Linked DNA regions of Homo sapiens: region 1 is linked to region 2. Evidence: chromatin loops called from intact Hi-C (ENCODE). Cell type or tissue: heart right ventricle. All regions are shown on one strand. Each heading gives the region's core, and the rest is flanking DNA. Links, peaks and the distances in the headings are about the cores only. Region 1 overlaps LINC03007 (long intergenic non-protein coding RNA 3007). Region 2 overlaps LINC03007 (long intergenic non-protein coding RNA 3007).

Region 1 (15,516 bases), core at 4,222-9,221, 51 kb after region 2:
ACTCATTCCCCCACCTCTTACCCCAAAGCTGACTCTCAGCCGACAGTTTATCAGCAATAAATGGAAACACCTGTGTGGCAGATAAGGCCAACTGAGTGTGATCAGCTGAGGAAACCTTAGGGACGCATGTCACTCAATATTTCTTTTTCCATGCCAGGCAGGGCAGAGGCACAATCTAGCCTGTGACAGATGGCAAGGTTCACTTTCTCATTCATTCATTCATTCATTCATTCATTCAGTTAGTCATTCATTCAAAACAACCTCAGGAGGTCAGCAGGCCCAGCTCCCTGCCTGAAATAGGTCAATGCCTGAGCCACCAGGTGAATTAGAAGGCTATTGATCCTGCTTTTAACCACATCTGCAAAAAGACATTCTAGAAACTAACTCTGTGTCTTGTTCAAATCTTTAATCACCCTTTCTTTTGTGAAACCAAACCCCCTCCAGCTACAATTTCTCATCTTTATAGAGATGAGAAATATCATCTTCTGTACCCCATGGCCAGTCAAAAAGTATTTTTATTGCCATCTCTGCTGTAATAACCTCCCCAAACTTGAAAACTCTAAATCCGGTTTTCTTCCCATGTCCCCACACCATATTAAACAATCCCCACCTCCTTTGCTCTTTCTTCAAAGGTCCTACTCATCTACTCTTTAATTAGCTTGTTTCTTTTCTCTCAACTCATTCCAGCATCTACACATCATTTAGAAACCAAAACTTGACACAGAACTCTAATCGTTGACAAGAGATGTAGCTGCTATTAAAGTGAAAATGATCCATTGTGTGTTTTCACAAAGCCACTACCTGGACCCCCAAGCAAGTTACTTAACATTTCTGTTTCCTCACCTGTAAAGGTGATTCAATCATAAAGAATGAGGTCTGTGAACATGACATTAGGAAGACCTACCAGCAGCCGGTAGTCTGTAAAAGGTAAAAGTACTTCTTTTACTTCCTAAAAGAAGTAAGTTCAGAAAGACATATAGAAATTAACCAGGTCAAGAGAAGAAAGCAATCCTACCAGAGGCAACTGCCTGTGCAAAGGTCCTGAGGCCTGACCTGAGGACCAGGATGAGTAGATCCCAGAGAACAAGAAAAGGGTTGTGAAATGAGGCTGGTGAAGGAGGTAGAACCCAGATAACACAGGTCCATGTAAGCCAGGAGTTTGGTTTTTTTTTTCAAGGCACTGGGAAGATGATGAAGTTATAAGCAGATTTATATATTTTTTAAAGGCTCCTGGCTGCAGAATAGGTTGGACACAGAGAGGATGTGGGGAGAGTAGGAAGCTCTCCAGGTAACCCAGGAATGAGACTGTGAGAGCTCAGACTACGGTGGCATTTGTGAAGATGAAGAGACATGGCTAGATTTGGAAATGAGAATTAACAGCACTTCACTGATTCACTGAATATGGCAGTGAGCGGGAGGGAGGTGTCCAGGGTGCTGCCAAGTGTCTGATTTGCTCATCTTGGATGGCGCTGCTGTTTACTGAGGTGGAATGCTGGGGGAGGAATGGGTTTGAGGAAGAAGGCATGAGTTCAGTGTTTGGACATGCAGAGTCTGAAGTGCTGTGAGATGGCCAAGTCGAGATGTGGAATAGGCCATGGGATTTATGATTGGGAGCTCAGAGGAGAGCCTAAGCTGGAGATATAAATTTAAGAGTCACCAGCATATAGATAATAATTGAAACCATGAGTACGAACGAGGTCACGGAGGGAGGGTGTAGAATGTGAAGGAGAAGAGGGCAGTGTATCAAGCCTTGAAATTCTCCAATATTTAATGGTAAGCAAGAGGAGAATGAGCCAGGAAAGAGACTGGGGAGAGTCCCAAGAGGTGGGAGAAAATTAGAATGTCAGGTCATGGAATCCAAAGGAAGAGGATATTTTAAGAAGAAGGTGCTGCCAACAAGAGACACACAGAATGGCCAAGCAGGACCCATAGAATGTGACCTGTCAGGAAGTGAAATGTGGCATTTGTTTATCCTTAAGGATCTCATCTAGGTTACATTCCTGTGGGATTTTCAGGATTGTGTGTGCTCCTGGGTTTTGTTAACTCGGAATTTTTCCACCTTTCCTATGCACAGCTAAGGCTTACTGTTGCATGTTATGACTGAACTTTCTATCCAACGTGATCAGTTTAGCAACACCAGGGTTATATCTCATCTATCCAGATGCTTCTGCTGTTCAGACAGGAAAAAAGTCAAAAATCTCAATGATTCTTGCTAAAGTCCTGTCACTAATATTTGTGTGTTTACTAATAGAAGCCTTTATTTAGCTTTCACTGAGAGCTATTTAACCTTTACAGGTTTTACAAGGATCAATGTTCGGTTTCTTAATCCATAGTAAAATGGAAAAAAACCTGTGGGCAGGGGCCAAGGTGGAGGAGGAAGACCAAGAAGGAAGGTCACTGAGGCATGTGAAAATTGTTACAGTACAGTCAGTCCTCATTAGAAGTAGATTAAAATCTACAAAAACCAGGCAAAAGAACCACAAAATTACAGCAGTCTGAGTCCATTTAGTGAGGAGTAAATACACCTTAGTCCTCAGTAACCTTTGGAGAAAACATCACAATATACTGCCTGTTAATAACAGAGCAACCAAGGAAATTTTAAATAAATGCTTGCTACGTTAAAATAAGTGGGGGAAGCCTATCATGTGATTTTCTTTTCTGTCCCTTGTATTTTCTATAAAGTGGTTTTGAGAACTATAGGCTCAATCAGTTTCAAGTTAAATTTTTGGGTAAGAATTCACTCTAGGAGGTAATGTACACATCAGATTGTTCGGGGATGTTAGGATTGCCCAGAGGGCTCCAGGATCATCAGCCTTATCCAATAGAATGTTTCCTGTTGGCCTTTCACCTAATGGTTTCACAGCTATTAAATATGGTCCCCTAGATGTATCATTTTATTAGATATTAATACATTCAGAATGTGGCAAACTCTACAGTGCAAATAACTTAGTTTTTTAAACAAATAAATTGCAAGGAAAAAAGCCAGCGGGAAAGAGAAGCTACAGATTAAAATATATTTAAGAGCCACAACAACCAAATCCAGTGTATAGGTTTGTCCTGCTTATTAGTAAATGGACATTTGCTAATTAACTGCAGAAATTTTAAAACTGACTGGAAATCCAATCCTATTTTTTAGGTGTGATGACGCATGGTAATTACACATTTTTTAAAGTCCTTATCAAGATACATACTGAAGGATTTATAAATAAAATGACATGATGTCTGGTATTTGCTTCAAAACAATCCAGTGGATGGGGGTGGTGGGCCATGGAAGAACAGGGGAGAGGGCTTGGGGAGAGAGGAAATCAGATCAGCCTTGAGCTGCCGTGAAGGCTGGATGACGGGCACCTGTGGGTTCTCGGTGCCCTGCTCTCTACTGTGGATGACTTCTTGAAATTTCTCTAACAAAAAGCTTAAAAATAGAGAGAAGAGGCCAGGCATGGTGGCTAACGCCTATAATCCCAGCACTTCGGGAGGCCCAGGCGGGCAGATCACCTGAGGTCAGGAGTTTGAGACCAGCCTGGCCAACATGGTGAAACCCCGTCTCTACTAATAATACAAAAATTAGCTGGGCATGGTGGTGGGCACCTGTAGTCCCAGCTACTTGGGAGGCTGAGGCAGGAGAATTGCTTGAAGCCAGGAGGTGGAGATTGCAGAAAGCCGAGATCACGCCATTGCACTCCAGCATGGGGGACAAGAGTGAGACGCCGTCTCAAAAAATAAATAAATAAATAACGGGAAGAAGTCATTTCTTCTTCATCTTGTTATTTTGGAAGAAAACATTTCTAAACATCTTCTTCAGCAGGGTAGACTGAACAACACTAAAAACAGATTATTTAGAAAGTCCAATGGTGAATACAAAGATAAATTAAGAAGAAGCATACCTTGGAGTAATGGAGGTGTGACTATATTATTACCTCAGTAATTGAAACAACCAAATTGAAGCCAGGCGAGAAATCACTCCACACTATGATGGGTTAGAGAGCTCCAATGCCTCAATTAGAACTGATTTCTAATTGAAACACTGCTGAACTTCAGGCAGCAAAACCCGCTTCTGTCGCACCTCTGTGACTCTGTTCCGAAAGATAGGGTTCTGTGCTTCAGTGAGCTCCTGTATGAAGCCCAATCCCCCTACGCTTCTCCTTCCTTTGCTCTATGTTCCTCTGCTCCAGAGAAGTCACCCATTCATTTGCTAACTTAGGAGTGGCAATGCCAGTAAATATTTTGAGAAGTTTTAGGGAAAAAAAATATTTAAAATGAAATTCAAACTACTATGGAATGGACTCTTCACTTTCAAGCCATCAACTCTCTTTCCTTCTTACCTGGTCATGTGGTTCCCATCCAGATCCATCGTTGCCCCCTTGGGCTCCCTGGGCTACCTGCTTCGACAAGGGGAAGGCCACCATGCTGCCCTCTGCAGCTCCCTGGGTGAAGGGAGGACAGGTTGGCCAGGCAGGGAACCGCAGGCAAGGGCCTGTGACTGACTGACTTTTTGGTTCATAGTCATCTGGGTTGCATATGCCTGAAAACTTCTGGGGTTTCAGGGTACATCAGGGTCACTGGAGATGGCCAGTTCAGAGAATACCCAGCATCTGAGGTTTTTGCCCCCTCTCTGCTTGTGTTTTTACCTACACCATTTCCTGAGCTCAATAAGCCAATCACCCACTGAATTCCTATTCATCTTTTAAGAGCTCACTTCACCATCACCAAATCCGCAGATCTTTTCCCAACCTGCTCATCAGAGCTAAGGGGCCCTTCCTCTCCTTCCAATAGTTCTCTGCTTGTAAAGTTCTTATAAGATTTAAGTATCTAGGGAACCAACTATTTGGTGAGCTCCTCGAGGGCTGGACTGTGTCTCATTCACCTGTGTATCCATGCCCGGAGTAATGCCCATCCCTAGACAGTGCCTCATGTTCACCCCTGTGCATGTGAACAGGACACATGAGCTCTGTCCATAGCTCTCCAACCCCCTTCCACCGCTTGTCTCTAACCAACCCCCTTTGCCTCCTTCCTGCTACCCCTCCTTTTCCATACCACCACTTTCCCACACCATCTCCTTCTTCCCCTGAATCAAGAAGTGAGAACATCAGGAAAGAGAGGGATCAATTTCATGCCAGAGTCTCAGGCTGTCTCCACGGATTTTCCCATGCCAGACCATTTGGCTAGTGATTGCTGAACTAGATGAGAATTCTCAGCCCTACCCAGGAGTCCTCCAGCTCCCACTGCCTCATGGGCCCATCACAGCTTTCTGGATCAATAAACCTCTCCTTCAGTCAATAGGAGCTTTGTGAACTAAACAACAGATGCCACAGGGCCTAGAAGGCAAATAAATATGGTTATTCAACATTTTATCGCACTGTGTGTAATTCAGGAAATTTAATTATGGTCTCCCTAGCAACAGTAATGCAACTTCAAGCCTGGTACACAGGCCTTGTTTTCTGGTGCACAAGGGAGTGACCTTCACGCCTTCACCTGGATGGAGACCATGCAATCTGGCTGACTTACAGTTGCCATGGGAAACCTCAGTGAGTCTTCCTCCCAAATCCTCTGCTTCCAAATTCAAAGCTGATTTTCAGCATTTGGTATGGAGACTCGGGTGGGGGAAGGCACTAACATAACTCCAGACAAGTATAGGTAGTTAAGCATCAAAGGCACAGATCCAGACGCTGGATACACTTGAGACACAGAATGTCTGAGCAGGACTCTCAGAAAACGAAGTGTCAGGATCAGACCTGCCTACTGTTCTATTGCCTAGAGCAGGGGTTATTAACTTGGGGTCTGTGATGTCCCCAAAGAGAGACTGATGGCATGGTGATTGGGAGCATGGATTCCGGTGCCAGACTTCACAGGTTCAAATCCTATTTACCTCTTCCATTTATGGAGCTATATGACCTTAGGCAAAGGACTCACCTTCCCTGTGCCTCAGTCTCCTCATCCATAAACTAGGGGTAACATTATTGGGAGAATTCCGGGTGATTTGATTAGTTTTGCTTTGGAGCACAGAGTAATACTGGACCTCTAGGCAGGATTTACTAATGACAGCACTTAGCTATTTTGCATGGCCCCACTTGTAATCCTGTGCCTGAGCCAAGTCAGAATGGGGACGTGTCACATATGGGCTCCCTTGAGTTTGTTCTTTTTTATTTTCTGAGAAAACTATATTTCTTTTTCCACTCCTCACTCCTCTGCGAACTTTAATTAAGCCCTCTCCCATCTAGAGAGCCAGGCGAGGGTTAAGTTTTGTTTTTGAAAAGCCTCACAAGCTTGCACAGCAGCAGGTTTTGCCACAGTTTGACAGTTCCAGTTCAGCTCGGTGCGGCTGATTTATAAGACACTGAGCTCATTGGCTTTATCCTCTGTTCTCTCCCAGTCATTTCTCAATCGAGTCGCCCTGGCTGGAAACATCTGAGAAAGAAATTTACTGAGAGATGCACAGACAGCCTATTCACATTTCATAACTTTTCAGGAGCCTTCCCCCAGAGGAGCCAGCGGTAGCCAGTTAACTCATGCACAATCCCTAGCTAGTGTCCCTGCCCCCATCACTCCACTCACCTGTACAGACAAACCCAGGTCCCCTCCAAACTCGGCTTCTTTGACTCTAATGCTAAGTGATGTAGCCATCACAGCACATACTGTTCTTAGACCTCGCCCAGCCTCGCCTGTGACAGCAGGATTAGACAGGGAAATATGAATGGAAGGCACCCGATGGATTTAGTGATTTAATTGTCTGAGCACTTAAAAATTCAGGATTAATTCCACTTAAGTGCAGTTGTTTCTTTCTCATTAACAGGGATCTGTTTAGAATAATTTATAGAAATAGGAACCTAATGGAGGCTCAAAAGAAGCCTTTGCGTGACTTATCAACCTTGCTTTCCCCTTCTCTAGCCAGCCCCTCTCCCTGCACCAATCTGGTCTCAACATATAGAAGCCTCTAATCTGAAACTGGTGTTTCCCACTAAATCCTCCATTTGTGCTTGAAGTAATTTGCAATGGCCACTTTCTGTGTCTTGTTCTCAGATGTGTCTTCGTCAATTAGTGCAATGTCACAGCCGTGTGTAGTTATTGTAACTCCAGCTGTGAGCTGTTAATAATAAACTTGCCCACAGGACAACCCTGTCATATGGTTGATGGTCAATCAAGACTAAAATATGCATTAGAAGGAAAAAAAATGCTCCTGTCAACAGTGAGTGGGTGGAGGTCATTGGTTAGGATGCCGGCATGTAGCTGCCCAGTTCGGGTTAATGTCGTGTCGTCGGCATCCTTGACTCGCTCCCACTCTACGATGTTTGTCCTGAGACACAAAGGCGTGATAACTAAAATGACACAGCTGGAATCAGAAGACAAGTAGACAAAACATGGTGAAATGTAGAATATGGGTCAGGGAATAGGGATTTGTTGAAAAGAAACATAGCTCAGATTCTTTAGTAGGAAAAGAAGACAGATCTGCGTTTTGGTCATGGGAAATGATCTGTGGGCTACAAGACAAATTTTATTTAATGGGAGTTCTGAGGCAAATAAAAACAAGCTGATTTGTGGCAAATGAGTGAAGAAGGAACAGTCACCCACTTGGGTGATTCCTATTAATTTTCTTCACAGGATCACGAGGTGTTTTGATTATTTTAGTTCAGTTTTAAATTTTGGTTTTCCAAGGGGTGGCTATGAGTGGGGAGACTCTTGGCAAATAGATGAACCTTGACTTAGAAATCTGCCCCAGTATGAAAATCTAATGGCATTTACTTGTCTCGATGGCTAAACTGCTACTTACTCATCTCTATGTCAGTTTCATCTGCAATTACTAAGAACGAGTACAGAATGGTAAAAAGCCATGCCAACTGTCTCAGTCAGTCCATGCTTTTTTGTGTGTTTAAATAAGTTCTCAATACAATATCTATCATAGATAGCATTTCATAATACCCTGAAGGCCACACTCTAAACAATCTCCAGTCTCTTCACTACCACAGGTCTCGGTTCAACATTTTCTGTTAATAACTGAAAACCCAGGGAGGCCAAGGCGGGTGGATCACCTGAGGTCAGGAGTTCAAGACCAGCCTAGGTGACATGGTGAAACTCCATCTCTACTAAAAATACAAAAATTAGCTGGGCACGGTGGTGCGTGCCTGTAATCCCAGCTACTCAGGAGGCTGAGGCAGGAGAATCACTTGAGCCCAGGAGGCAGAGGTTGCAGTGAGCCGAGATTGTGCGTGCACTCCAGTCTGGGCGACAGAGCAAGACTCCATTTCAAAAAAAAAAAAAACCTGAAAACCCAGGTTAAAGCAGTACATGCAACTTTTTCTTTGAATTCAAGCATTCCATTGCCTCCTTTTAAAAAAGACATGTTTTTTTTCTCCTTTCTTTATCTTTTTTTTCTGTGCTGGTCAGGAAGTGAAATGATTCAATTCCTACCGAGGTTTCTTTTTCACAGAAAGAATGAAATATTTGTCCTCTACTAAAAACAGAAAAACTTTCAATTGGCATTCAAAGGGTAATCACACAATAAGGGCCTTATTAAAAGCCTGGAGCCCCGTTTACTCACTGTGGAGCCTGACTTGATTATTCGATAATTAGAAACACCCTGCTAATGACTGGACTGGAGTCTTCCCTGAGGGAGTGCCCCCTTCAGGCAACGCATTATTTGTGATTACACTTTTGTCATTAAGAAGGTAAATTACTCACTTCTCTTTCCTCCCATATTCTTTCCAGATTTGCCTGAAATTTGTGGGAATCCAGAGAAGGCTGCCCTGTCTGGAGATACCCACACACAGGCACATGTGCATACACATACATGCGTGCTTCTCCTCCATCCCAGTTAGTTGGTTGCTAAGGGTTTGCTGAATTTCCTGTCATTCTGAGGCTGTTTCACTTGCTCAGTGGTTCTCAGCTGGGTGCGTGGCAATGTCTGGAGTTGTGTTTGGTTATCAAACTGCAAAGAGGAGAGGAGCTACTGGCATCTAACTAGTGGAGGTCAGGGATGCTACTAAATCTATAATGCATAGAACCCCACCCCCGCACCCCCCACCTCGGCAAAGAATTATCTGGCTCAAAATGTCAACAACGCCAATGCTGAGAAATACTGCACTAATGATCAATTTAGTTTGAGATGACATGATCGATCTACGGGTTAATGTTCAGAATGAAAGCAGTAAGACAAAGGGGTATCAAATTCCTCTTACATCATTTTCCCTTCACCCCACCAAAAAATTATACCTGATTCACCCCAACTCTGCCTAAGCCAGTTTTCCACATGATATTGTAAGGTGGGGATCAGCAACCTACAGCTTAATGCATCTGCCACCTACTTTTGTACAGCCAACAAGCTATGACTGCTTGTTACGTGTTTAAATGGTTGAGAGGAAACAAAATGAATATTATCTGTGACCCATGAAAATTATGTGACATTTAAATTTAATATCCATAAATAAAATTTTACTGGGATCCAGCCACACCCACTTGTTTACATATTGGCCATTGTTACTTTTGCAATATAGCAGCAGATTAATTTTGACAGAGACTATATGGCCCCCAAAGCCTAAATATTTACTATCTGGCCTATGACAGAAAAGGTTTGCTGGCCTGTACTATAAAACCCAAAACCAATTATGTGCCCTGCACAAAAGACAGACTCAATGATTCCTGGAGGTCCCAGGTCCCACTTTGATTAGGAAAGGTGCATAAATAATGCTGCACTGTTTCTACATTTGCTACCCTCAGATATCACCAGATTGGTGGGAGGTCACTTACACACAAGTTATTTGTTTTTCTAATCTTACCACAGTTATAACTTTCTTGCCCCAATAAAACTCATCATGTGGTTTCAAAGCTGGGCTTTCCTCTCAATTTCCTTCCCCAGCATTAGCCTGAATCGATGATACAAAACCAGAGAGAGAAGACAGAAGGGTCTGATTTATCCTCCAACTGGATCCTCAGCCATGAGTAATTGAAAGAAAAACATAGGTGCACCCTAGCCGCAAATTCTCAGACATCCCCTGACTCCCCGCCGAGATTGACAGTCCTCTCCCTATTTCAGAAATAGTTTGAACTATTCTCCTTCCCCAGAAAAAAAGGGTATTTAGGGATGTTACCCACACAGACAGAAAGAGGTTAGCTGGAACAGGGTTCTACAAACACAGGGATTAATGCTGTTTAACCTCACCAATTTAAAATGTAAAGGAATACACGCAAAAAGCCTGCCCCTGGCACTGTGCATGCCAAAGGAGTTAAGCAGCCCCACATGCATGTATTCTAGTTTGGAGACATGACAAGGACACACATAGAAGGCTGTGAGGATGCAGAAGAGGGAGAGATCATTTCTGGATTTGGAGATGATAGTGATAAGGAGGAAGTGGGGCAAGAGGAGAGCATCATCATTTATTGGTGTCAGAAGTACTCTGAGCACTTTACATAGATCTTCACAGTAACTCAAAATGTTGATAGTGTTCAACCCGTTTTATAGATGGAAAAACTGAACTTCAAGACGTTAAGTAACTTGCCTAAGGGCACAGAGCCAGTAAGGTAGTGGAGCAAGGATTCGAAGCACATCTGTCTGACTGCTCTTCTCCATGTTGAGGGGATTTTGTCATTGAGAAAGTAAATTACTCACTTCTCTTTCCTCCCATTTTCTTTCTAGAGTTTTTGCCTTAAAATTGTGGGAATCCAGGGAAGACTGCCACAGCAGAGGCAGGATGTGAACAGGCCTGGATGAGTAGGATACAGATTGGAAAACTAAAGGGGAAAAAAACATTCTAAATAGGATAAAGGGATACGAATAAAAGAACAACTCTGGAATGGGTGTGTTACATTAGGGATGGTTCAGAGACAGAATAGAGGAGTCTCTTGGAAGCAGAGTTTACACAGGGCAGATAATACTCAAAGGTTTGATGAGGCCCAAACATTGCCAAATGCAACCATTGTTAGGAATCGATTTTGCAAAGTCTTGACATTTGACATTGAGTCCATGTGGAAGGAATGTGCTACAGTAATAGCAGCTTTATTCATGACTGCCAACACTTGCAAGCAACCAAGATGTCCTTCAATATGTAAATAGATCAAACCAATACAACCATGTGATGGCTGTACTTATTCAGTGATGAAAAGAGCTATCAAGCCACCAAGATACCTGGAGGAAACAAATGCATACTGCTAAGTGAAAGAAGTTCATCTTAGAAGAACTAAGAAAGAAGCTACATACTGTGTGACTTCAACTATATGACATTTGGGAAAAAGCAAAACTATGGAGACTGTAAAAAGACCAGTGGTTGTCAGCAATTACAGGAAGAGTAGGATGAAGAGGCAGAGGGTTTTTAGGGCAGTGGAACTATTCTGTACAATACTATAATGGCAGATACGTGGCATTATACATTTGTCAAACCCATAGGATGCACAACACAGAGAATGAACCCTAATGTAAACTATGAACTTTAGTTAATAATATGTCAATATTGGCTCATCAATTGTAACAAATGTGCCACACTAATGCCAGATAGTAAAAACAGGGGAATTTGGGGTGGGTGGAAGAGGGGACCTATGAGAACTCTATGTACTTTTGGTTCAATTTTTTCTGTAAACTGAAAACTGCTCCAAACAAATATTAATTAAAATTTTAAAAGGTTACTGGACCCAGATTCTAGACATGTCTCTGACTTTGAGCAAATCACAGCCTCTCTGGGTCTTATGGACCAAGAGATTAGTGCGTGACCCGCTACCATAGGACATCCTATGACTGGAATAATGTATATTTGTCCAACTTACTCTTTTCATTGAAGAGTGAAAGAGAGATGGAGGGTGCTTGGGCCTCAGGCTCATGAATGTAAGCCCTGAGGGTTTCTGGGTATTTGCAGCAGTGGATCAGGATCCATGAGATCACTTCCCTCTAGCACATGAGGTCACTTTGCATTTAGGGGCCCCAATACCAATGTGTTTGTGGTGTGGTCCTGGTTTGTTTAGAATGGTTACCAAATCCCAACTTCTTCAAACATTTTTTAAAGTGATGATTATTTTGCGGCATGATAGAAACTGACACCCACAAAATGTGTTGACTTTAATGAAGTAGATGTGAGAATTAAAACATCTTCCTTTCCACACCCAGCTTCTGAGCTTGTGTGCTGAGCTGCCTGACAGAAAGTTGGCCTCTGCAGGCCCCGCAGCTGCCATAGAAATGGCAGTGTGACTGGCAGCTCTCAGCAGTGTGTCCAGGATGTACTAATATTTACCAGAAGAGGCGGCCTCTGGTGTCACTGAGTCCCCACTCACCTCATGTGACTGCTGCTTCCAAGCCTGCTTCACAGAGTTGGCCCAGAGGAGGGTGTGGTCTGAGTTTGCATCAGAGATCTGGTTTTACCTTAACCCCTCAAAAATCACAATTATATTTAGCAGATCTCAGCAGGCATAGTATAAACAATAAAAACCAACCTTTAAGGATATTGTTCACAAAGGATGTAAATGCCAAGTAAGATGGGTAATTTAACTTTACATATATATGGATGGAAACATATATGGCTTTTAGATTGTGCCTGAATTTTCTACATATACAAACACACATACTTTTTAAACAGTTTGGGTACAGAAAATAATATCACCAACTTTTACTTGTGTGTGAACTTTGTAGACACAAAACTTAAACAGATGTGCATGTTTATGATTTTTAAAGATGCACATATGTAAAACATTCAATAGTATATTTGTTCACACAGTTGATTTAACTGAAAGACCCTGTATTTACATGTTTTAATTGTGTTATGTGAGACAGTGATACGTATATTATGTATGTTGACATTTATGATTGAAAACCAAGTGGCTCGGTAAAAGTGAGTTCTTCATGTGTTTTGAAACTGTTCCAGACCTAAAAGTTATGCACCACTTAGGAAGGGCTAAGGAATAGGAGGGGAGCTGAATGTGGATTGATTCCAAAATACTTCATGAAGGTAAATCATAAGAAATTAAACTTAAAATGTTTAAATTCCCTGCTCCACACAAATCGCAAACTCTGAGGCTATTTTTCTCATTCAGAGAAAGCAAGCAGCCTTCTGCTTCTGTTGATGTGTGACATTTGAAAGAAGAGTGGAGTCTGGGACTGGGGACGGGAGGTGGGCAGGCGTCTATGGAGGCTCCTCCATCCAACACTTCTCAATGAGGATTCCAGGAGGCCCAGCCTGTAAATGCTTGTATTGTCTTCCCGCTCTGCAGTCACGGGCAGCTGAACATTTTGCTTGGTACGTCCACAGAAGTTTTCTTCTTGCATGCAAGATTTGGGGTTTTAATACCTGCTGCGTTTGGAAAAATTCTAAAATCAGAAATGATGTGGTCTGAAGTGTTGACATGTTTGGCCCCATATGGACTACACAGCTCAGAGAAATGAAGTGGCACATTTATCAAGTCTCAAGTTTGGGGTCCCATATAGATTTATTTGAGCCACACCGGCCAGAGGTGACTGAGCCTCCACAGTCCTTAACGTGCTTATGTTTTTTATTGTCCTCTCCAGCTGTATAAGTGCCTCTGCCCTTTGGAACACAGTATTAACGGCACTGACAATTCTGCTCATTTCCCCTCTTTTTATCAGTAATTCAGCCTTATGAATCCAATAAATATCAGACTAGGCTTGAATTATACATTGGTGAATTCTTTATCTGTCCTTTTGCTAGTTTTCCACAGCTTTGGAGCAAATTATCATACCTAGTGCGACATACTTGGCATGGAACAGTGTCCCTAGGGAAACTCTGGTAAAGTTATGAGGTCATATCAAGTCAATCTAGAAATACAAGCAGTAGTACCAATCTTCAAATGCAGAAACTAGAGGCTCTCTCAGAACTTACAATTGCTCTCCATTTTATAATTCCAATGAACATAGAAACAATCAAGGCTAAGGAATTTTCTGCTCCACTCTGCAGAGCTGCGTAGTGCCCGGGTCGGTGTGAGGGGCACCAGGAAAGGGGATTTATGTCTCTTTGCCTTTACCCCTAATTCTCGCCTTGACCATATCCAGTAAAATCAGCAAGTAAAATCTAGCAAGCTCCAGTGAAATCAGGTTAAAATAATCACATGGGTAGCTTTCAGGAGGCTTAAGGTAACTGGGGCAAGTTTGTACGCATAGGAACTTCAGGCCGCTTCTAGTACCAGTTCCTCAGTCACAGCCCAGAACCAGCCCCACCTCCAGCCTGGGCCACCACTGTGGCTCCACTGGGGGGCCCAGTTTCACAAAGCCATAACTGTGTCCTCTCAACATTTAGAGAAAACAAGAGGCAAGCTCTAAACAACCTGTAAGGACAAAGTACACAATAGGAACGCAAAAAATTGGGAGGGAAAGCAGGCATTCAGAAGATTGTGTCAAATAAGCAGATTTCTGTAATAGTGGAAAGATAGAGTCAGAAGTAGGAGAATGTATGATGAAGGGGTAGGGGTGTGTGTTGCAAGAGAAAAATGATATTCTCTCTTAACCTTTTCTTTTGTCCCTCCCCCAACTGTTCTGCAACCTGCCAAAGGGGAATTAGCAAAGAAATAGACCTGCTCCTATCACACAGGTAATGCCAAGAAGCCCATGGAGAGAAAAGGGGAAGACCAGGAGGCCAGGCCCACCTTTCCACCATATTTGAGCATCACCACCACCACTGTCAATCACTACTACCAAAGTTTCTTTCTCTACACCTTTTAGGGGATAGGACAAGTTTTGTCTGAGAGCAAAGTTTTAAATCTGAGGGAAAGACAATCACTATGGATTTCAAGAGGACTAAATGTCTTAGCAGCTTGCAGTTAAATGTCTTAGCTTGCAGTTTCCCCTGAGCAGCTGCAGCTCTTGTGGTTGCCCCAGAGGTTGCAGATGGAAGGAGCCCACCGCTCCTGCAGGGCTTAGCACGTGGCTGGTCACTGCCTCGGTGGGGTCGATCAGGCCCCCTCTCTCTGCCATTCTGGGAGAAGTATCTATCATGGTTCTTTCCACACTGATTTTATTCAGGAGTTTCTACTTTAATCCTCACGTCTTTGCCCTCTTGTTTTGCCTGTAAAGAACTTCTCCGTAAGGCCTGGTTTTCCCTCCTTTTTCAACGTGAGCCTCAGCATCTTCTGCTCTTTGCTGCCCCACCAAATCTCCCTCTGTGGCATCAACCTGCCACCACACACATTGTCAGAGGTGGCATTGGGCAACGCAACTTCAGAGTTCCTTGTCCTGCCGATCTCTGAGAATCCATGGGGCACATTCCACAGGACACTGGAGATGTGTCTTGAGGAGGGGGAGATGCTGTGTGCCACATTCCACTCTTGGGTGGAATTCTGTAGTGCTCATTAGTCCACATTGAAGGTCCTAAGGCTTCTCACTGTTAAGTGGCCTGCTTAACTGCCCATAAATTGGTGTTGCACCAACTTGTTTTACCATGGCCCTTGCCTTTTGAGTCATACCTTCTACCATTTTGCAGAACTGCTGCTCTGAGGATCATGTCTCAGGAAATGTTGCTGATCCACATGGAGGGTCTACCCAGGAGCCAAGTGCTTGTTATGTGCCATGCTTCAGGAAACAAACTCCCTTTCTGTCCT
Region 2 (15,516 bases), core at 3,479-8,478:
AACCATAACAATAAAGGTAATATTGCTGTACCTGTCACCTGAGTGTGACAGCGTGCATCAAAAACATTAACTTTTTCATTTTCAAATCACTCTTGTGGGGTAAAGAAAGGTAGAATGCTTCTCATAAGCCCTCTTCCACTGCAGCATGAGAAGAGACATTTTGCTTCTTAGCAAAGAAGTAGCTAAGGCATATCCAACTCAGTGTCTCAGAAACCACAAAGACCTCAACTAGTCACCAGAAGATCCAGCTCAAAGCTCCACCTCTGAAGGGAGAGAGCCTCCTTCCCCAGGGCACAGCCCTACAGCATCCCGCAATGCCGCAGCACCACGTCGTCAGTGCCAGGCAGGTGCTGAGGAGGAAGGTGGTAGGAGGAAGCCCAGCTTGCCTGTGTGAGCCAGGGCAGGGATGGCTCCTGGAGGGTTCCCTCATCTCTGTATTTATTTACTCCTCTTTATTGTGCCTTCTCCCCACAGGGGTTTCTGAGAAAGGGATTCAAGTCCCAGGGGTAGATGGCCTGCAGGGATCCCTAATAAAAAATTATTTCACAAAGTAATACAGTAACACTTGGAATTCTTCCTTTCTTGTCATGTTTCTGGTGTTTTATATAATCTGAACTAGGAGAATATAGGGCCATGTGTGTGTGAGAGAAAAAGAGACAGAGAGAGCAAAACAGAGAAAGACAGACAGCAGAGAAGAGAAAGAACTAGCCAAACGCTGGCTCTCAGACTCCAATCATATCCTCCCTTCCCATTTCCTCAGGATATCAGCTAAACTCAGTGCTCCAGGGACCAGTGGCCTCCAGATCGCCTTTGAGTCCTCTCCTCCCCCACCCTCACATCCTCTAGTGAACTTTCAAAAAAGCATGGAAGTCATCCTGCTCCCCACCCATCCAGCCAACTACCTAGACTCTGGTGGCCACCATGTGCAATCACTATCTCCTCTGCATGAATGGTACTTTCACCACCTGAGCGACACAGGCTTCCCATTCAATGGGCAGCATCCGCCTGTATTTAACATTAGCTGCTCAATAATAACCCATTGAAGGAGTAGGCCCTATGATGTTTGTATAAGGAGAGGGGCAGTGAAGAAAGGGCTCCATGTGCTGAATTCAAGAAGGGGGTTATTTCTTTCCTACTATAAACAGAAATGATTATAAAACCAGATCCCAGAAAGAGCCCCTCAGCCTTCACTTTGGCACGAGGGGGTTTCGTTTCTCTGCAAGACTACCTCTGCGTGCTGACTTCTCCAAGTTTTTACTGCATTCCAGGGAGGGAGATAGAAACCAAAGCAAATAAAGTGCCCCCAAGGGCCCTCTCCTCCCTCTGAAAAGCTTCTATTTTTAATTCTCTGCAGCTTTTAAAACAGTCAAATGGGGAAGTTTCAACAGTCTGTGGTGGAAGAGAATGCCTGCCCTCTCTAAGGACACCCACTTTAGATAATCCCAGTTGGCCACGGGACACCAGGGCCAGGGCTGGGCAAAGGGGTTTTCTTGGCAGTTTCTTTTCAGCACATTTCTGTCATCACAAAGTAACTTTTAACAACTGTGTTTTCCTCTCTACAAATGAGAAGAAGGCAGATTTTGAGCTGGTGGCTCACTGCATGCAAAATGTACCTGCTTCCCCCATAGCGTCTGGTTCATGCTACAAGTGCGTTTTCCTGGCACTTAGTGCTTTATAGAGATGCTAAACTGGAAACCAGGGATTCCTAAGCTCCCTGCAGAATTTCCCACATTCACCCCGCGTCCACCTCACCAGGTGGGTGGCAATCATGAGCCCATCATTTTCAGGTGGGAAAATGGGCAAAGCCAGAAAAATGGCAAGTCGTTTTCCCAAGCATGTCTTGGAGGATGTTAGCAGGAAGAGTAAACATTTCTTCTCTGACTCAGTCCGGTTTGTGGCCTCATGGTTACTCTCTCCCAACCACACAATCCTGACTGTCACCCTGTGAGCATCTCTTAAGCCACACACCATGCACTCTGACCCTTAAAAACCTGAAGTGCCCCCACACAGGTCTCCTGAGGTTGAAGTAGCTTTGGGCACCAGTCGCGTGGTGAGCACAGAAGAGCAGGGTTGTGGAGGAGGATTTCCTCCGCTTCCTCCTAGGCCACCTTTGCAGAGCTGTCTCTAATACCCACAGGGCCTACTTTCAAAAAGACATATTTAAGGCAATTGGCCGTAGAAAGCTCTAGATCCAAATAACCTTTCAGGGTTCTTAAGGACAGGACTTGAAGCTTGGGGAGGAAGCAGCAAATGAGCTCCAGGTGTGAAGGGGATGAGACAGGCTCCAATGCAGTGGAGAGGTAGGAAGCCCAGATTTCAAAGTTATTTCTACCTCCTAAGGTTACATCCATTACATCAAGAATTTAAGTCTTTAGCCAAAATGCCCTATTTCCTAATACAGAGTTTTTAGTTGGCAAAACCCAACTTATAAATGTCTCCTGAGCCCTCCTCTTCTCTCCAGCTTTTAGAACTCAACCAAAGCCCATTTTACATGAATGAAGGAACAAAACAGTAGAAAGAAAAAAAGAAGAAGAATGAATGTGGCTGTGCCTGTCCATCCTTTGTCCTATCATTTTTTATCAACTTTGAATCCAGTGAAACCTAACAATAATTCAGCCATGAACTTGCTACATAAACTGGAGAAATTTGGAGCATATATTTCCAATTCATTTACACTTGGCTCATCAAAATACGTTGCACTTAAAAAAAAAACGCTATTTGATGTTTAAGGAATTGTTTCCACCTTTTAAAATAAGCCTTTCTCAATTCAAACAGGAAGCTGCAGAATGCTAAGAGAATAGAAACTCAAATACAGGAAGGTCCAGGGACTGTTCAAAACTCAGAGCCATGAATTTAGAGAGGGTTCAAAAGTTGGCAGCGTGAACCCTCTCATCCCCATCCACAAATAATAAATATCACAAGAAGGAAAAGGAGAAAGGAGAAAGCCACTGGAAAGCCATAACTTATCCTGGCTCCAGACTTACAGTTCTCTCCAATAAACCAGGAGTTCTTGGAGAACTTAGGTTGTGCTGCCTACAGGGAGCTGAGCTACTCTTGTGTCATAAATTACCTTGCTGGGGATAAACTTTCCTCCAGGTTCAACAGACAGGCAGCTCTGCAAGACCCATCACCCAGCTCTGTGCTTCCTAAATTATACTTCATCTGGTTGTGACATCTGAAAAGCTACAGGGAGAATGATCACCCCAAATTTGACCTTCCTATGCCACTGGGTCTTTTTTTTTTTTTTTAAAGAATAATAACTACATCAGGGGAAAAAAGATACAAGAGCATCCTATTTGAAAACACAAACAGGTAAAAAATAGAGCTTCCTATACACCTCCCCAAATAATAGTATGATGTTTTCAAACTTGTCTACACTAAGGGTCTTTTTAAATTGCAATGTGACCCTAAGTTCTTCCCCAACTGAAATAGCAACAGTGAAGCTTAAAGTCATTGAAGTGAGAGCGGCAGGGATTAACTTTTCCCCTCCTTTCTTACTTTGCAATCAGCAACAGCCTCATTCCAGTTCTCCAGTCGTATTCAGATGTGTACACACAGAGAGACACATGCACTCAAACATCTGAGAACCCAGAATATTTAAGGAAGTGGCTACAGTGCCTTGAAATGTGATCAAGCCTCTGAGAGCAGGTATCAGGCCAAGAGAAATAACTCTTATCCGTAAAGAGTTCTCTAATAAATCAGAAAGCCTTTTCTTCCACATGTCACCTGACATGTTTAATTTATCTCGTTTGACAGAATTGTGGCAAGCAGACTGACCACTGGCACAATTAGAATGGGCCTTTGTGACCAAGGGCAGAATATCAGGCATGGAAGGGCACAGAAAAGGAATACACACAGTAGGTATCCTATAAATGCTTGTGGGCCAGCTCAGTGTGATGGAGGATGCAAAAGAAGAGAACGAAGATTTCAGATTTCACAGGTTTACAGCACATCAAGCCAATGCATAGACACAGTAACCAATCTTATCTAATCCAAGAAATTTAACTTAACTGGTTTGCTTCTTCCTGGAATTTGGCCTCTGTCATAAACTCTAGGGAATTGCATAGGCTTATTCATTTTTGCTTCTGCATTTTACTTATGGAACACAAGATTTACAAGGAAGAGTAGGAAGAAATGTACTCTTTCTAATGTCTGCACCTTCTGAACTTGTGAACGCAGTGGATTTATTAGTGTCAGCTGGCTAACCTTGCATCTGGTCATACAATTTGTCTTGAAAGAAAAAGCCTTTACCTGGAGAAAAAAACACACCTTGACCTTGCTATCAAAATAGCTTTTAAATACCTATACTTTATTTATTTAGGAAAAATGATCACAGTTACTAGCCCAATGTTCCCTTCCCTGCACCAACTGCTACACTCTAATTACCAAGGCTCTCCTGGCATTGAACAGGAGGAGACTGTCTTCACTTCACTTCTAAATCTTTATGTAAAGTAGGACTAAACTATCCCCAGTTATACAGGTGAGTAAACTGAGACATGGACAGAGATCAGCTTATTTTCTTCAAAATTAACTAGTGGCAGGGCCTAGACTTACACCCATTCTGGACCCCAGGTGTATGTTTTCAACTTCCTGGCAAGGCCACCTCTGTGTGCACCCGGTTCATCGATCTTCTTTCAGCAAGAAGATTATTATTGAATACCCAACGGGCATTCAACTTATCATTGATCATATACATATACTTTAATTATTTTTGTTCATTTACTTTTTCCTATTTTAAGATAATTGAAATATAATACACATAAATAAAAGTGCATAAGTATTCAGTCCCACGAATTTTCCACAAGGTGCATGTAAATCAGCACCCAGATCAAGAAACAGATCATTTGAACCCAAAAGCCCCCTCCTTTTTACCCTCTTCATTATACTCCTGTCTTCATTCCCAGCCAATATATGCCTTTCCTTTGGTTGGGGGCAGTAATAAATTTGGTTATAAGCACATGCTTTGGAAGCAGATTATCTGGGTTGAAATCCCAGTACCCCTTTTATAAACTTTGTGTCCTTAGGCAAGTTGCTTAATTTCTCTGTGCCTCAGTTTTCTCAACTCTAAATTGGAATATTAATAGAAACTCATGAGATCATGGGGAAGATGAAGGGCTATAATATGTATAAGAGCTTAGGAAAAGGTAAATAGAAAAGCTCGGGGTAAACCCGCAGGAAGAACCAGCTATTATTACTGGAACATTTCTCCTCATTCTCAGAGACTGTCCAGGGAAGACCAATAAGATGCAAAGATAGTAGAGCAAGGTAGATGGCAAGGGAGAGGGAGATAGAGAAATTCAATCAAGCATGTGCCTTATGTCAATATGAGAAATAAATCCACCTCTAGACTAGGGAGAGGATGAGAGCTGGACAGGTTGAAGAACAGCTCACTAGACAGTTTGCCAGTCACACAGAATCAAGTTTCTAAAGCAAAACTCTTATTTGAAACATAATGTATTTTCTCATCAGTCCTACTAATGCCCCATATGTGTGCAAATATGCCCCATATGCCAAAGATGATAAGCATGAGTGCTCTTTTAGATCACCCATGGGCCTTCCACTCCCACCATGACTCCTAATAGTCTAGAATTAGATGTATATTTGTTAGCTTCCTACACTAGAAAGAAAAAACGTGTAATTTTTTTCATCCAATTCACAGCTTAATTCCTTCTCCCTACTATACTTCATTAACTAGGCCATTTTGACTGACAGTGCAAAAATCTCTATTTGGCATAGCTTTTTAAGTAGAACAGATTCAGGCATTTTTTCCATGCTACATCTCTTCACATTTTTGAGTCACTTAAAATATTTTTGATCCATTTCATTTAGCACTTTTCAAAATTCTCTGTAGTGTAAATCAAAAGCAATACGTAGCTTAAAGCATAGTTTCCAAGAAGCCAGTTACCTCAGAGATGTAAAAATACAGGACAGATAATCTGCCATGCAAATTTCTTTTTATGTTTTCTAGCTGAAACAATGCATTTGCTGGAACTTCTTTCTTAGGTCTACATGTTTTATGTAGACATCAAAATATTTAACCAAGTTATAAAAGTCAAAAAAGAACAGAGAAAGAATAAAAACATCTTTCATGTAATATTAAAAATGGCAAGCATTTAATATTCATTTGAATAACGAGTTGACTACTGTAAAGAATTAACATAGTTTAGATTCTCAACAGTAACAGACAGATTGAGGTCTGACATATTGACATTATTAAGTTGCAATAGGATTTAGGAAAACTCAAAATAGATAGGAAAAGAGGCCCATGCTTGGTTTCTTCCCTCCCTCCCTTCTCTTGCTCTCTCTCCCTCTCCTTACCCTCCCTCTCCCTTGCCTCTGCAGTTTTTCTTTTCATGTTTGTTGTGAGGTAAACAGACCAGAGATGAATATTAAACTCTAACATGCTGTGCACTCTCAAGCTCTAACAGATCTTTTTTTTTAGTGGGATAGAGATAATGTTACTTACAGAGCCTTTCGACAACATGGCCATATGGCTGGCCAGACCCCCTGTCTAAAAGGAACAAAATGCTTCCTTCCTGGGTGGCTGGCTGTGGGCTGGAACAGTACATGATGTTCAAGATAAGAAAACGGAAGTTCCTCGTGCTGAGCTTAACCAAATGAGGTAAAATAAGAAATGGAAAGACAATGAGAAGCTGCCTTATTTGCAGCCTGTGTCAGAGCCAGCGCAGGGATTTGGAGTTGAACAGCATCTCTCTCGATCATAAGCGGGAAGGCCTTGTCCCAGCTACTTAACTCCGTGTAGATATAAATATGAGATGAAGCTGCTTTGTTACCTTTTAGGGATATTGCAAATACCACAGAGATCATTATAAACTGATTCTTCGTGCCCTTGAGCTTGCTGTGTAAAATAAATTGAGCCTGTAATTTCCAGTCCAGTGGCTAAGGATTCTGTCTACCCATTTCTAAGGCCAGTGATTCCCATTTGAAGGGTCTCTCCAACCCTTTAGAAACTAGATCTACCCTCCACAGGACGCTGGTGACCATCTCAGCCATGGCACTTGCCCTCCAGACTTTGCAATGCACCACGTGCCCAGCCTCTGCCCCAAGAAGCTCCAGCCACCACCACCTTATTCTGAGGCTTCATTTCCTCATCTGTAGAACAGGGAAAACATTAGTTTCTGCCTGATGGAGACACTTCTGCTCAGATTCTCTTTATGTGCCCAGCCTGCTGCAATCTATAGGTGATCAGGGCAATAGGCGTATCTGGCCATAATCAGCTCTGTGACCCTCAGCAACTTATGTAACTCTCCGGGTCTCCCTTCTCTCATCTGTAAAATGGGAATAATAAGACTGCTTCATAGTACTGTAAGAAGAGTTCAATGGCATATAACTCTCAGGAAGCCATTGCTAAGTAAAACAAAAGGATCCTCCTTCTGGCCTCATTCCTTCAGTTTCCTCCTTGACCCATTCCTCATGCTGTCTTTTAGGGTGGGACCCTCCAATTAGTCTTTCAGGTACTCCTTTCAGTTAAACATTTTTGAGCACAGTCACCAATATATATTTATATATTTATAAATTTTATACCTATAGTGCTTTGTTAATATGTTTTGTGCATTCTGAAAACACACACATACTACACAGAAGTTTTCAAAGAATGAGGTAAGAAAGTCAATAGAAATAGGAATTTAATCATGTTCTTCATGCACTCCAACTAATCATCTAGGGCTCCCTCTTCTGCTCTCTAGCCTCCCTGGCCCTGCAGGAGGAGTGTTCCCCTGTGGGATCCTGTATATCCCATCTTCTTGGGAGAGTTGCACACACCATAACCCAAGCATGGCTTCACTGGTCAGGATAAGCCTCCATTCTCAACACAGTAGCATGATCCCAGGTGACAGTCAGCTTCACGGACATGTGATCCATGCAGTGCCATAGGGTCTCATGCTCAAGTGGGTGCCATGCTTGGTTAATTCTCAGATGTTGCCATCTTGAAATTCTTAATAATTCTACCTTTGAACTTGTGCTTTGTAGGCAAAGTCTGATGGGACAACGGAATGTATATGTGAGCAGAGAAGACATGCACAGTACATGTGTCCACTGTTTCTTGCTGTCCCATTTATATGTATTGTTGGTGATGCCTCATGAGCACAGCAATTCTAGTGGGCCCACCTTGTGTGAGAGTTCAGTGACACTCCAAGTGAATACAAGGTGAGCATATTATGGAAGCTACCTGCTTCCAGAGTGCCGTAGTATACACGTGTTTCAAGAAGTGAAATAAAAGCAGTGGAGTTTTGTGCAGTGTTTTCACTGTTCTGGCAAGAATCAAATACCTATGCAAGTACAAGCTATGGAAACCAAATTGTATATTTTCAGTGATTCTACACACATGCTTTTACATTTTCATTTAAAGCTGACTTTGCACAATATAAAGATAAATGGGAAAATTTGTGCTAATAATTTAAAACTTTAATTTTTCTTTACTAAAAAATGACATCAGATAGCAAATAAATAACATGATGACAAGAGGAGAGAAAGAAATATGGAAGAAAGAAAAAAGTTTTCTATCTTGGTACCTTTAATACACTTCTTTAATGCTTTTTATACAAGCTGCCCCATGTTTTTATTTTACACCATAATCAGCTCTGCCCCCAGTCCTCTGACTCAGGTCCAACATGACTAATGTGTCTCTATGAGGAGTGAGTCCTCCCCACCATCTTCTCTCACTGGAAAAAGGGGAGAAGGCTCTCCATTCCGCCCTAAGAAATAATTTATCCTTCCGAGACCACAGGTAATCACATTCAGTTGATGACATGCTTCATATTTCACTTATTCATTCAACGAGTATTTGTGTGTTTATTGACTCTAAATGTAAATAATATCATGTTAAACATTTGCTCAAGGGAACCGGTACCTATTTTACCCTGTTTCTGACAACAGCAGAAAGTTCCTGCTGAAATGTCAAGATCTCAGTTCAAAAGAATCCTGCTGTTGAAACTCGAGAACTGAGCTCTGGAGCATCTACTCTTCAGAATCCTTTACCCACGCCCAGAAGCTAATGATTTCCAGAGGTGGCCACAGCAAAGAATTCATAGGAACATTGGTTATTGTGTCAAGAGTCATGTCAAGAAGGGAAGGTCACTGGTTCCAAAAATTCCAGAGGTGAAAAGTCACTCTTACAAATACCGTGTCCTCCACATTCAGCACATCATGGTATGTGCTTTATCATAATTTGGTGGGCCACCAGCTGTCACCAAGGCAGACATCATCCAAATGAAATTCTTCAACCTCACTAGCCAGGTGTCACTTTTACAGCTGGTTGACACTTTCTGCCAGGCATGGACATGGGTCAGGTTTTTGCCTCTTGAATGGACTAAGTCAGTGGTTCCCGAAGTGTAGTCTAGGAACAACTGGGGGTTCCTGAGACACTTCTTGTGGGTTTATGCAGTTAAAATATTTTCATAATAATCCAAAATGTTATTTGTCCTTTTCACTCTTCTCTCACGAATTTACAGTGTAGTTTTCTAGAGGCTACATAACAAATATTTCGTTGTTCTGATGGCTAATGGAATGGGTATTCTTGTATTTTGAAAATTTTTCAATTTTAATATCTAATATAGTTAATATTTATAGATATAGCCCAGATAAACATAAGCTCTCTGAAGTCATCAACAACTTTAAGAATGTAAAGAGATCCGAAAAACAGAACATTTGAGAAGTGCTGGACTAAGTGAAGCAGGTATCCATTACCATTTCCATTTCTTCAACGACTGGTCTACCCTCTTCTTTCCCAGATAATTCCTTCTCACAGTCCCAGCAATGACTAGTGTGATCCTTACAACTCACCAAGGAGACTGCCATGCCAATGACTAGCAGGCAGACAACTATAATTGAGCCTTGGTCACTTTGGCAAACAGAATACTAAAGATGTACAGCTATAGGACTCTGCAAAGTCACTCATCATATGACATAAGCCACAAACTACCCTTAGTATAATCAAGAGAATTTTAAACTGTTTTAAATTTTAAACTTCTTTTGCATAAAGAAGGATGTGGTATATATTAATTTTTAAAGTGCATTTAAAAAAATTACCTGGTTTTCCCAAACCAAAAAAAAAAAACAAACAAAGAAAAAATCAGTTGAATAAATTGCATCTGACAGAGCATATCCTTGGAAAAGGAAATCCCTGCTACCTCCTAAAGAATGTCTTCAACACACACATGAAACCCTTCATAGACACATATGGTATTTAATACATACCTGCTACGGAACAGCTGATGCTTTTACCTTTTCATGAACTATGAGTCATCCCCCTGCCCTGGAGAAGATTTTCTGAGCTTCATAAATATTGATCATACTCCCTAAATTCTAACAGGTGGTTTCTTCAAATATGAGTAATACTTCCCAACGTCACCCTTTATTTTCTACATTTAGTCATGATGTATTTGTTGACTACCACAGAAGAAAGAGGTATTCCATATAAATGAATATTCCGGATCACTGAAACTTAGCCACTTCAAATCCCAAGACATTTATTCATTCAAAAACATTCCTGGACCATGAGCTGGGCCTTGAGACTACTACGACCAATTAAGCAAAAAGTGCCCTTAGAATTGCTCATATTCTAATGGATGTTGAATAGAATCTGTCCTAAAATTTATTCCAGTCATCTTAAAAGTGGTGTATGTGAAGAAAAGATTAGAACATCTAATTTAATCTTTATCTTATTTTGGAGTATGTTTTATTATATAAACAATATATTCATTTAATAGCACATGCATAAATTATAAATAAATAAAAACACATCTATTGAGAGCGAGCACCCCCAAATTTTTACTGATGGGATGTGCAATTTTCCAAGGTTAGAGACACTGACTGAACGCCCTCTTCTAGGCCTTCTTTTTAAGACAAGGGGTCAGTCATCCTCATGAACCCTTCCTCAATCACTCACCAGCTGCATGGGCATTTGCTGGAAAATTAGAATACACTCTAAGCAGGTCTGGCTGTCAGGGAATTTAGAGATGATTGACCTTTTATTTTACAAAAGAATCAGGGCCCCAATTACTAAGTGACTGCCTAAGCGGTTTCCCAGTTTGGTGAAGGAGTTAGCAATGATTTCCAAAGTGGGAATGTGAGTTAGCATTGCAGTGGGTGGAGCCATGTGAAAACGCAGGATCCTGGACTGAGGATACAGATGTTTTTGGTCAGAATCTCCCAGTTTGTTATTTTCAGCAAGCTCCCTGGGTGATTCTCAAACATTCTCTGATTGGAGAACCGTGGGAGTTGGAAGAGGCCGAGGTCTCTGCACGAGCTGGCTCCTTCTCATACGTTGTCTCAGCTTTTAGAGCAGGAACTATGGTGTTCAGTACCACAGCGAGCCCTCAGGGCTTTCCAGATGTGTTTGACCCGATATATATGGCTGTGGAGAGCTGATTTTGCTAATTCTGGGACCACTTTCTAGGGGCTTGTTTCTGATTCTTCCTTTGATGTCAGGCTGTTGGCCATCATTTCTTACTGCCTTCGGTGTTATCCCTACCAATCTGTCTTACCTCCTTTGTTGGCCCCCTCCAATTTTCTGCTTTTAATTCGTTATGGGCTGAGAGACTATATAAATTGGCTTGTTAGAAGTATGTGTTAATTACAACTCAATCAGACATAGTTAAAGTGCATTGATTTGTGACTGGTGTTTCCGCTGCTTCGAGCCTGTTTTGCTTCCTTCCTCTTTCTCAAGCTGAATTCCAGAAGGCAGAGGTTGGGGGACGTCTGACCTCTGGTTAAGTGGGGCACTAGGATATTTACTTTCTTGTCACCTTTCACTGCTGTCAAAGCTCAGAGTCTGGTTGGCCCCCAGAGGAGCCAGTGTGCCTAATGATTCAGGACACCTGGGTCGACCCACTCCTCCATTTCTCTAAGCTCAAAGTGATTTACAGGAAGAACAGGAAGAGGGGATAGGAACCAGAAGCAAGAGGAAAGGCCCACTCTCCAGGGTGGACCAGGAAGTAGGAATCAGCTTCTCTGACAGACACACTAATTTCCAGTTCAAGAAGAGTCTAGGTCTGTCTCCCTCTAAGAGCTGCTGGGGCATCTCAGCCATGAAATGCCACATTAGGCAGCAAGGTTTCATCTGGCTGTGGGTGAGGAGGCATCTCTAGCCTAGAAGGCATAATCAATATATTTAACACTAAAGTTCATTCCATTCAAAAATACTGCTAGTTTCTAAAACATTTTCAACATATAATAATATCCTTATAGCCTAACCTTTATTTGGCTGTGATGCGATTGTTGAATGACATCAGGACAATTAGAAAGATCATAAAATTTTCATCTTCATCTTATATTAGGAAATAAAAATTAATTATCCTCACAATGCCCCAGGATCCTTCACTCTCCCTTCATTATACACAAACATACAATCTTCTGAGTGAAGAAAGCTCTCTGTCTTTACAAAGTTATAAAATGACAAAAATCAACCCAAAGTCAAATGTTATTTTATTTCATGGGGTTCTGGGCTTCTTGTGAGCTAATAATGTCTTGTTTTTTCCAGAAAAAAAAAATAATGTCTTTAGCTAATATCCCAGGTCAGGACATGCTTGACTGAAGATGAAGTGTGTGTTAATTTTGTTAAAAATGGGGTTTTGAGAAGAGGCAAAAAGCAAAAGGTACTTGTACACAGGGAGGGATCACACTGATCCATTTTCAGTGCTTAATTACAAATCTGCTCCAACTAATTTCCTTATTGTGCCCACAGCTGCTATTCTTTTGTCACCAGTTTATTTTTCTTTGAAAATCTGAAAAGCATCAAGGCTCACCCTGAAAGGCATCAGAAGCAGAACTGAGGTCCCAGATGCCCCATTACTGGTCTCGTTTGCAGGCCTGTTTGGTTGTTTATGTCTTGCATTCAAATCATTTATTTTGTTCAGACCCTCTTTTGCTTTGAAAATGACTTTAGGACACTGAACCGCTTTTATCACTCAACCGTTTGCTTGCTGGGTAACAGGAACATCCTGGTTTAATTAACATCATAACTTCTCAATAATCTCTAGGCAGGTCTTGTTCGGTAAATATCAAAAAGTTTAGAGTTCCAAAGACTTTCACAATGACCCAGGGGTCTGAGTATCTTTGTTGGAAAGAAAAAAAATGTTGCTCATATGAAGTCATAGTGATTTTGGAAGATTTTCATCTGTAAGTTTTCATGTCATATAGAATGGCTTGGAACTTGCAAAGGCTTTGCTTTCTCAGCCAGGAAGATTGGCTGCTAAAAGCAGCTAAGGCACTTGGTGGGTTGAGGGTGCTGGGGTATTAGTAAAATACACTATATTGCAAGCAGCATGGTAGAAAGCTTAAATGTTTGTTCCCAAGAGGCAGAGAGACCTAGGTTCAAATCCTGGCTTAGGCAAGTTATCTTAACCTCTTGAGGCTCAATGCTCCCAAATGTAAAAGAGAAATGAGTAGCATCTGACTTCTAGGGTTGTAATGAGAATTACATTAGCTAATGCTTGGAAAGCACTCCAACTCAGTAAACAAGAGCTCTCATTATTACCATTATTAATATTTGTTTCTTGTAAGAAGAGCTTAGTTGTTTGGCTGAATATTTCTGGTTTTTTTCTGGTTAATATCAGTATTGTGAAAAACAATGTAAGCTGATCTCAAGTGAAAATTGTTATGTTAACTAATCTAGGTAGGGTGACTATATAATTTGTGGTCCTAACCAAGACATTTTAAGAATGAAATTGTGCACTATTAATAATTATGCCAGGACAATAGGCACAAATCAGGACCATCCCAGGCAAACCATAACATATTCATCCCTTGCCGTAAGGAATCTCAAACCAAAAAATTATTAGAACTGAAGATAACCTTAGATATTTTCTAGTTCAATGCTCCAGTTTTACAGTTGAGGAAAATGAAGTCCAGAGCAGTGAAATAACTTACCCAAGGTCACACAGCTAGTAATTGAAAACCAGGGTCTGGAATTCCAGTCTTTTAATTTTAACTCCAGTGACTGTTCCACAGTATGGCTCTGCTTTCTAATGTCTTTAGCAAGGCTGGGGACTATTTTCCTCCTGTTTCTTCTTCAGGAAGGATCTCAAGCCATCCTACTTTGTTTTCTTCCCTCCACTTTACACCAGAACAGATGACGGCCTGTACAAAACAATCTTCTTAAAAGAAAGCTTGTCATTTTTCTAACCTAAATCCCTCATGCTGTTGTTAAAAGCTATTGTCCCTTTTTATTTATTCAGTCATGAGTTGAGAAAGAAAAAGAGCAACTGTTCCCCCTTCTATAAAGGAAATTATTTTTGGTCACTCTCAATTATTCTGTTTCATTTTCCCTTGGGATTAAAGATTTAGTTCTAAACCAGAATGCCCTTTTGAATGATTTTTTCCAAAACCTATCACCAGAAAACTTTTGCATCTAAGACCCCTGGAAATTATACATGTGAACGTACATCTTTATCCCTGTAAATTATACCACACGTATAATATTGTCATGAATAGATCTCAGAAGCTCTCATTTTAGGTGATTTTGTTGCATTATTTAGACAAAGCAAATATTCCGTAGACAGGATTTGACTTTAAAGAGATGAGAGAGCCAGATGACCAGAAATCACACATGTCAGGCCTTCCTGAGGTATATCACCAGCCTCTCTCTTTAATGAAGACCACATTTTATAACAATGCTCCTATACAAATGCAAATTTATGGAGATTGTTTATTTAGACTCTCGCTTTTGTACATCAATCTCCATGTTCCATCCTCCTCTCCTTTTTGCTTTGAAAGAGATAACGTGGTTATTCAGGTCATATCTCTCCAGGTTTTATGGTCTGGCATGCCCATAAAGATGACAGGAGGTGCATTTCGCAGGCAGCAGCCTTCCTCTCCCCAGGCTGTCTTGTGTTGTAGACCAGGTACCAAAGCAACTGCTACAGGATGGGTCCATACTTTCCTCCTGGATTTGTGGTTCATTGATGAACAAGGCATGAAGCCAGACAGTCATGAAGCTCCCAGACCCTACTGAGCATTGGCTGGGTGGAACAGCCAATGAATACCCTTAAAAGTTATCTTAACACACCGCCTCTACACAGTATGTTTGTTATGCACATAGATTTATCTCTAAGAGTTAAAATATGTGAGACTCTTTCTACATCTCTGATTAAAAGCCCATTTTTGAAAGAAGGGGCTAAGATATGTAGATGGCAAACTGTGTATTTACTCAGAACCTGGTCAGAAATGAATGAGAACTCAAAACCATCCATGCAGAACAGATACCAGCTTCATGATACCATTTAAGCAGGCAATATAAGTTGTGGTTAAGAGTGCAGACTAATGTCAGAGGTGAGTTCAAGCCCAGTCTCTACCACCATGTGACTTCAGGCAAGTTACTTATTCTCTCTCTGCCTCAGTTTCCTAATCTGTAAATTAGGAATAATAAAGAGTATCTGCCTCATGGGATTGCTATGAAAAGTAAATACTATGAGGTATGTAAGTCACTTATCATAGTAATTGGCACATTGGAAGGACAAAAGAAACTTTTGCAACAATTTTCTTTTTTATATAATAATG

Evidence for each region. Hi-C counts contacts between places; a loop is a spot of excess contacts. Peaks named below come from ENCODE experiments on the same cell type or tissue, not always from the same donor. Only the 100,000 strongest peaks of a DNase experiment are listed, where the experiment ranks them.
Region 1: it touches region 2 in a loop (2.8-fold over the local background); 7 of 110 quality-filtered maps call a loop at or near these places.

Annotation. Positions count from the first base shown.
Region 1 is chr7:25,664,098-25,679,613 of GRCh38, forward strand. All of the region lies in intron 1 of LINC03007 (long intergenic non-protein coding RNA 3007), which reads right to left. Among named protein-coding and RNA genes, the nearest start is that of LINC03007, 120 kb to the right of the region's middle. In heart right ventricle, for the core only: no CTCF peak of the experiment used is centred there; DNase peaks (open chromatin) are centred at 6,470 and 6,554; H3K27ac peaks cover 4,610 bases.
Region 2 is chr7:25,613,822-25,629,337 of GRCh38, forward strand. All of the region lies in intron 3 of LINC03007 (long intergenic non-protein coding RNA 3007), which reads right to left. Among named protein-coding and RNA genes, the nearest start is that of LINC03007, 170 kb to the right of the region's middle. In heart right ventricle, for the core only: no CTCF peak of the experiment used is centred there; a DNase peak (open chromatin) is centred at 6,590; H3K27ac peaks cover 1,976 bases.